Regions from separate parts of the Homo sapiens genome. Here region 2 is linked to region 1. A link is an interaction called in ENCODE POLR2A ChIA-PET data of the cell type or tissue named here. Cell type or tissue: MCF 10A. All regions are shown on one strand. Each heading gives the region's core, and the rest is flanking DNA. Links, peaks and the distances in the headings are about the cores only. Region 1 overlaps CBX7 (chromobox 7). Region 2 has its middle 9.6 kb from the start of CBX6.

Evidence for each region. ChIA-PET counts read pairs that join two places held together with the same protein. Peaks named below come from ENCODE experiments on the same cell type or tissue, not always from the same donor. Only the 100,000 strongest peaks of a DNase experiment are listed, where the experiment ranks them.
Region 2: POLR2A ChIA-PET joins it to region 1 with 6 read pairs; 6 of 35 experiments call an interaction of 5 or more read pairs at or near these places.

The regions. Positions count from the first base shown.
Region 1 is chr22:39,133,284-39,136,185 of GRCh38, reverse strand. It overlaps CBX7 (chromobox 7), which reads left to right. Exons shown (of 6, transcript NM_175709.5): 5 at 1,434-1,785; 6 at 2,138-2,902. The coding sequence ends at 2,295. Among named protein-coding and RNA genes, the nearest start is that of CBX7, 18 kb to the left of the region's middle. RefSeq lists enhancers at 107-1,084, 1,191-1,874, 1,875-2,559. In MCF 10A, for the core only: CTCF peaks have their summits at 698 and 910; a DNase peak (open chromatin) is centred at 1,025.
Region 2 is chr22:38,880,333-38,883,234 of GRCh38, reverse strand. No RefSeq gene overlaps it. Among named protein-coding and RNA genes, the nearest start is that of CBX6, 9.6 kb to the right of the region's middle. In MCF 10A, for the core only: no CTCF peak of the experiment used is centred there; a DNase peak (open chromatin) is centred at 1,584.

The DNA.
Region 1 (2,902 bases), core at 1-2,500:
AGTTCTCTCGTGATGAGGTTGCCAAGGACGTAGAAGACCCTGCCTTGCAGAATGGTAGAATGTACTGGGCTTCTTTTTTTTTTTTTTTTTTTTTCCCAGACAGAGTCTCGCTCTGTCGCCCAGGCTGGAATACAGTGGTGCGATCTCTGCTCACTGCAAGCTCTGCCTTCTGGGTTCAAATGATTGTCCTGCCTTAGCCTCCCAAGTAGCTGGGATTACAGGCACCTGCCACCACACCCGGCTAATTTTTGTATTTTTAGTAGAGATGGGGTTTCGCCATGTTGGCCAGGCTGGCCTTGAACTCCTGACCTCTGGTGATCCAGCTGCCTCGGCCTCCTAAAGTGTTGGGATTACAGGCGTGAGCCACTGTGCCTGGCCCATACTAGGCTTCTGATGGCCTGTGAGCCCGCTGGGAGGAGTGGGTTTTGAGTCAGCTGCCTACCAGATGTGCCTCCCAGGCACTGCAGTATTTTCCCAGTCCCCTCCCAGTTTAGCCCTCCTCCCATCACTGCAGCAGCCGGCACCTGGGGACATGTGATGCCGTTAACAGGCACGACTGTGAGTGGGACCTGCGTGTGTCATCCCTTCCCTCAGCTTGGAGGTGTTTGACCTCACAGGTCCCATCTGATGGCTGCACTATCTTCCTGGGAGCTCCTGACCTCTGGTAGCAGGTGGCAGGAGAAGGTACTGTCCCAGTGATCCAGAGTCTCCCAACATCTTGGCACCATGAATCTTTTGTAGATTCATGTAAATTCTCCCCAAGTAAATAAGATAAATCCCGACATTACAAACTCCAGGGGTGGACAGACTTGCCCTCCAGCTCCAGATGTGTCGCGGGCAATCAGCAGAGCGGGCTGCAATCACAGAGCCCAGGAGCCCCCTGGAGGGGTCGGGGTGCATCTGCAGGCCAGGTGGAGCCCTGTCCCTTTGGCTGGATAGCATGGGCATCCGGGGCTGTGTGTGCTGCTGGCCTGGCTTTGCCCCAAGCAACTCCAAGAGCACACCTTGGCCCTCTGCCTGCACCATCTCCCGGGTGAGCTGGCAGTGTCAGTTTTGGAGGTGCTCTGGCAAGCAAAGATGCCTTTCCTAAAACGAAGGCTAACTCCTTAATGCATCCAGATTTGTTTCTCTTGGCCAGTTTTCAGTTTGTCCTTCTTGTATGCTTCTCTGCTGGGTATCAAAGGAGTAAACGCTGGGACGCGAGTGCTCTGTGGGGCCCAGAGGCAGGGCTGAGCTGGCCGACCCTGGGGTTGCCCGGGGCGCACTCTCTGGGCTGGGGTGGGGTGGGGTGATGGCCAGCCGTGGCATGGGAAGGAGTTGAGTGGGTAGACATGGCATGGGAAGGGCATTCCGGGTGGGAGGAACAGCATGAGCAAAGGTGTGGCGGGTGGGAGGGTGGGGCTGACCCGCGCTGCCCTGGCTTGCCCCCGCAGCGGCTGTACAGCATGGACCTGCGGAGCTCCCACAAGGCCAAGGGCAAGGAGAAGCTCTGCTTCTCCCTGACGTGCCCACTCGGCAGCGGGAGCCCTGAGGGGGTGGTCAAGGCGGGGGCACCTGAGCTGGTGGACAAGGGCCCCTTGGTGCCCACCCTGCCCTTCCCGCTCCGCAAGCCCCGAAAGGCCCACAAGTACCTGCGGCTCTCGCGCAAGAAGTTCCCGCCCCGCGGGCCCAACCTGGAGAGCCACAGCCATCGACGGGAGCTCTTCCTGCAGGAGCCACCGGCCCCAGACGTCCTGCAGGCGGCTGGCGAGTGGGAGCCTGCTGCGCAGCCCCCTGAAGAGGAGGGTAAGGCGGCCCCAGCCCAGAGACCCTCAGAGCTGGAAAGGGCCCTATGGGTCATAAGGTCCAGCTGGTTCAATGTCCAAAGAGGGCCTGTAGTGCTTTGTGGGGCCAGTCGGGTCTGGGCTCAGGGCCCAACACTAGCCCAGGGCTCCTCCTGTCGTCCCGCTCTGGCTGAGCTCTTGTCTAGGTGGGGAGGATGCACCCAGTGCCCTCCTCCCAAGTGTCCAGCCCTGTGTGAGGCCCTGAGCTGACTGAAGACACAGAGAGGAGGAGCTGGAGTTGGGGTCGGGTTGGGTGGTCTGCATGGCTTCCCACCTTGTCAACGCTGCCCCCATCTGTGTGTCTGACGCTGCAGCAGATGCCGACCTGGCCGAGGGGCCCCCTCCCTGGACACCTGCGCTCCCCTCAAGTGAGGTGACCGTGACCGACATCACCGCCAACTCCATCACCGTCACCTTCCGCGAGGCCCAGGCAGCTGAGGGCTTCTTCCGAGACCGCAGTGGGAAGTTCTGAATCACCGTTTTTACTCTTCTTAAACTGTTTTCTTTTGGGCTTGGGGTGGGACTTCCAGAGATAGGGATGGGTTGGGGGCGGGGTAATTATTTTATTTAAAAAAATACCGAGCAGCAAAAGGGGAGAAGATCCCACTACTCTCCCACCACCTGCCCTTTCTCTGAGGGACGTTTACCACGAGGCCTCAGGCTGGGGATGGAGAGAGTTGCTCTGGGAGTTGGGGTACCACCCCCAGGGCAGGATGGGGACAGGATCACCTGCCCGGGACACCACCATTATCATTCTCCTCTAGTGACGCAGCAGCTGGTTCTGGGAGTTAAAGGAGCATTGGAAGGCCCAAACCCTCTCCCTTGAGTGGCCACCCCAGCCTGGTTGGCTGGTTTTCCCCTTTTCTCTTGTTTCAATTGGGTCTTTACCTTGAACTCTCCTCTCTGGCTTTGCGGTGGGCTGTGGAGGCTGGTTTTGACCAAAAGTGAGTGGGGCGGGAGGAAGGGGCAGGAGGAAGGGTTGAGGTTACTTGGGGCGAGTCCCTTCCCCTTCAGAGAGGCTTCTATCCTTCCCAGGGAGGAGGCGCCGCTGAGACCCTTCTGCTGAGAGCTCTGCCCTC
Region 2 (2,902 bases), core at 303-2,802, 250 kb after region 1:
ACGCCAGAGCTTTGCATCTCTTCTCATCTGCTTCGCATTCACTGGAAAGAGGTGTCCGGACGAGGGGCCTGTGGGAGCCAGAAGTGCCCCTGGATTTTATCTGCAATTGCTCAGGTGTCAGTTTTCCCACCGTGGCCTTGACCACCCCTTGTCAGTCCCGCAGACCTTGCTGGGGCGCCCCTGGCCTGACAAGCCAGACTGTTGTGGAAGAAAGGAACAAACGCTCTTCTTTAAATCATTGTATTTCCAAGTGTCTTTGTAGAGAAGCCCTAATTAACTAGCAGACCAGAGGGGAATGGCTCCCTCCGTCTTGGGCACCCATCTGTGAGATGGTGCCCAGGCTTGGAGTTTCCAGGGAGTTTCCAGCTCTTTCCATTTTAATGTACAGCCTGTTGCCTCTCTGAATATACATCGGGGAGGCTGCGCTGCAGCAGATTGGAAATGCATCTGCCTCTTGGCCCTCGGAACCTCACCCAGGGCTCAGCCTCTGCATCCAGCTTGCTGTGCCAGGCCCCTTCGCCTCTGCAGTGAGTTGTCACTGGGGGCCTCCTCCCTGTACTTGGATCAAGGCCCAGGCTCTCCTCCATGGCCTGCAGGGCCCTGCCTCCCTCGCTGACCTCACTCTCTCTGTCCACTCGGCTCCAGCCCCGCTGGCTTCCTTCTGTCCCTCAGATATGCCAGGTGTGTCCCTGCCTCAGGGCCTTTTGCTAGGAAACCTCCTCTCCCAGATCTATACAGCTGCCTCCTTTTCCTGGTGTGGGTCTCATCTCAGATGTGGCTGCTCTACAGGCCTGCCCCAGCCACCATGCTGAGCACCCCACCCATGCGCCCTGTTCCTCTCCACTGTGCATTCCTATTCAGCCTCTTCACAACACATATCTGACTTGAAATCATCTTGCCTTGTGTGTTTGTTGTCTGTCTGCTGCCCCCATAAGAATCCAAGACTCTCAAGGGCAGGGACTCTGTCTGTCTTGTTCTCTGCTGTGTCCCCAGCTCCTAGAATAGTACAAGCATATGATTGAAGCCCAGTAAATATTACTTGACTGTCTACCTAGTGTCAGGCCCTGTCCAGGGAACAAGCAGCACAGGGGGCCATGCCCTCAGGGAGCTCATGCTTTGCAGGGAGGTGGCAAGTCACCAGGAAGAACTCTCCTGTGTTCTTGATGCTCTATAAACACCAAAATGGGGCAAAGGAAGGCTGGCCAGTTCTACCTGGCAGGGCCAGATATGGCTTCATACAGGAGACCCCAGAACTGAGTTTTGAAAGATGCATAGGTGCATCCCAGGTGAAGGTACAAAGGTGTGGAAAAGCGGGGACCACCCGGGAACAGCAGGTGGTTCAAAGAGACCCAACGAAGAAGGTGTGCAGGTTGAGGGTACAGGGTGTAGGGACATGGGGAAGAGTTGCTCTGCCACGAGAAAGAGCTCAGGCTTCCTCTAGAGACAGCAACAGCCACTAAGAGGTTTTTTCACTGTTGATATTTTGGCTCCTTCAATGTTGAAACATCTTAAACAGAGGAATGACTTGGTCAGAACTGCACTTCCAAATAATCCCTTTGCCAAAATTGGCGTTTCCCGTGTCCCTTGCCCAATCATGACCGTATTCGGGCATATTTCCAACGACTCTGCTGCCCTCTTTCTAAAAATAGCGAGCCTGTCTTCGGAGGCACAGAATTTCACAGTGCAGTGTTTCAGAAGGAACTCTACACGTCTCTATTCTCTACATGTTCAGGGGCTCACACTGTCCCCTGAACTCCTGTATTTGGCTTCTTTGTCCACAGCTTCCTAGGTCAAATAGCATCATGTGGCTGGACTCGTTGGGCAGCAGGAAGAGATAAGGGAAGGGCATTAAATGGAAGAAGAAAAGTTTCATTCACCTCTGAGTCTTCCACATTTGGATAGAAACTCAGTATCCTCAATAGTAAAATGGAATAACAACAGCATCTACCTCGTAGGATCCTTTTGAGATCAAATTATTAATACCTTTTCTCTAATCAGGTAGAGATAGAAAAGAAGAAAAAATAAATAAATAAATTATTAATACTGTATGTAAAGCTCTCAGAAGAGTCCTTGAAACATAATGAGTTTTTTTTTTTTTCTTTTTGAGACAGTTTCACTCTTGCTGCCCAGGCTGGAGTGCAATGGCGCGGTCTCGGCTCACTGCAACCTCCACCTCCCAGGTTCAAGAGATTCTCCTACCTCAGCCTCCTGAATAGCTGGGATTATAGGTGCCCACCACCATACCTGGCTAATTTTTTTTTTTTTTTTTTTTTAAGTAGAGACGAGGTTTCACCATGTTGGCCAGACTGGTCTCGAACTCCTGACCTCAAGTGATCCTCCTGCCTCGGCCTCCCAAAGTGGTGGGATTATAGGTATGAACCCTATAAGGAGTTCTGTACAACGTGTTAGCTGTTGTTATTTTTGGTCAATACAGCTTCAATTTCTAGAATTGGTCCAATATACTTTCAGTGGAAGAAAAACATATAAGTGTATACGTTGTGTGCGTGTGTGTGTGGGGGGGTTGTGTGTGATGTTCATCTCTCTTGAGGTATAAACTGGCTCAGAGCATATATAAACGTACACTTCCACCACTGCAGACTTGCTGTGTGCCCAACACAGTTGCAGATGCTGATATATATCATATGTTGTTATCCTCATGAGAATTCTACAAGCTAGGAATGATTATCTCCATTTTACAGATGAACACTGAGGCTCAAAGAGGTTGATGATGAAAAGTTGCACCGCTGAAATTCATCCGTGTGCACATCCATCTCTTCAAGCATCTCAGTTCCTCCAGGGCAGAAATCCCATCTTTTCTACTTTGCATTCCCAGAGCCCATTGCAGAGAGGGGGAGAGAGATGCAGCAAGCAGTTGCTGGACCTGAATCCCTATACATGTTAT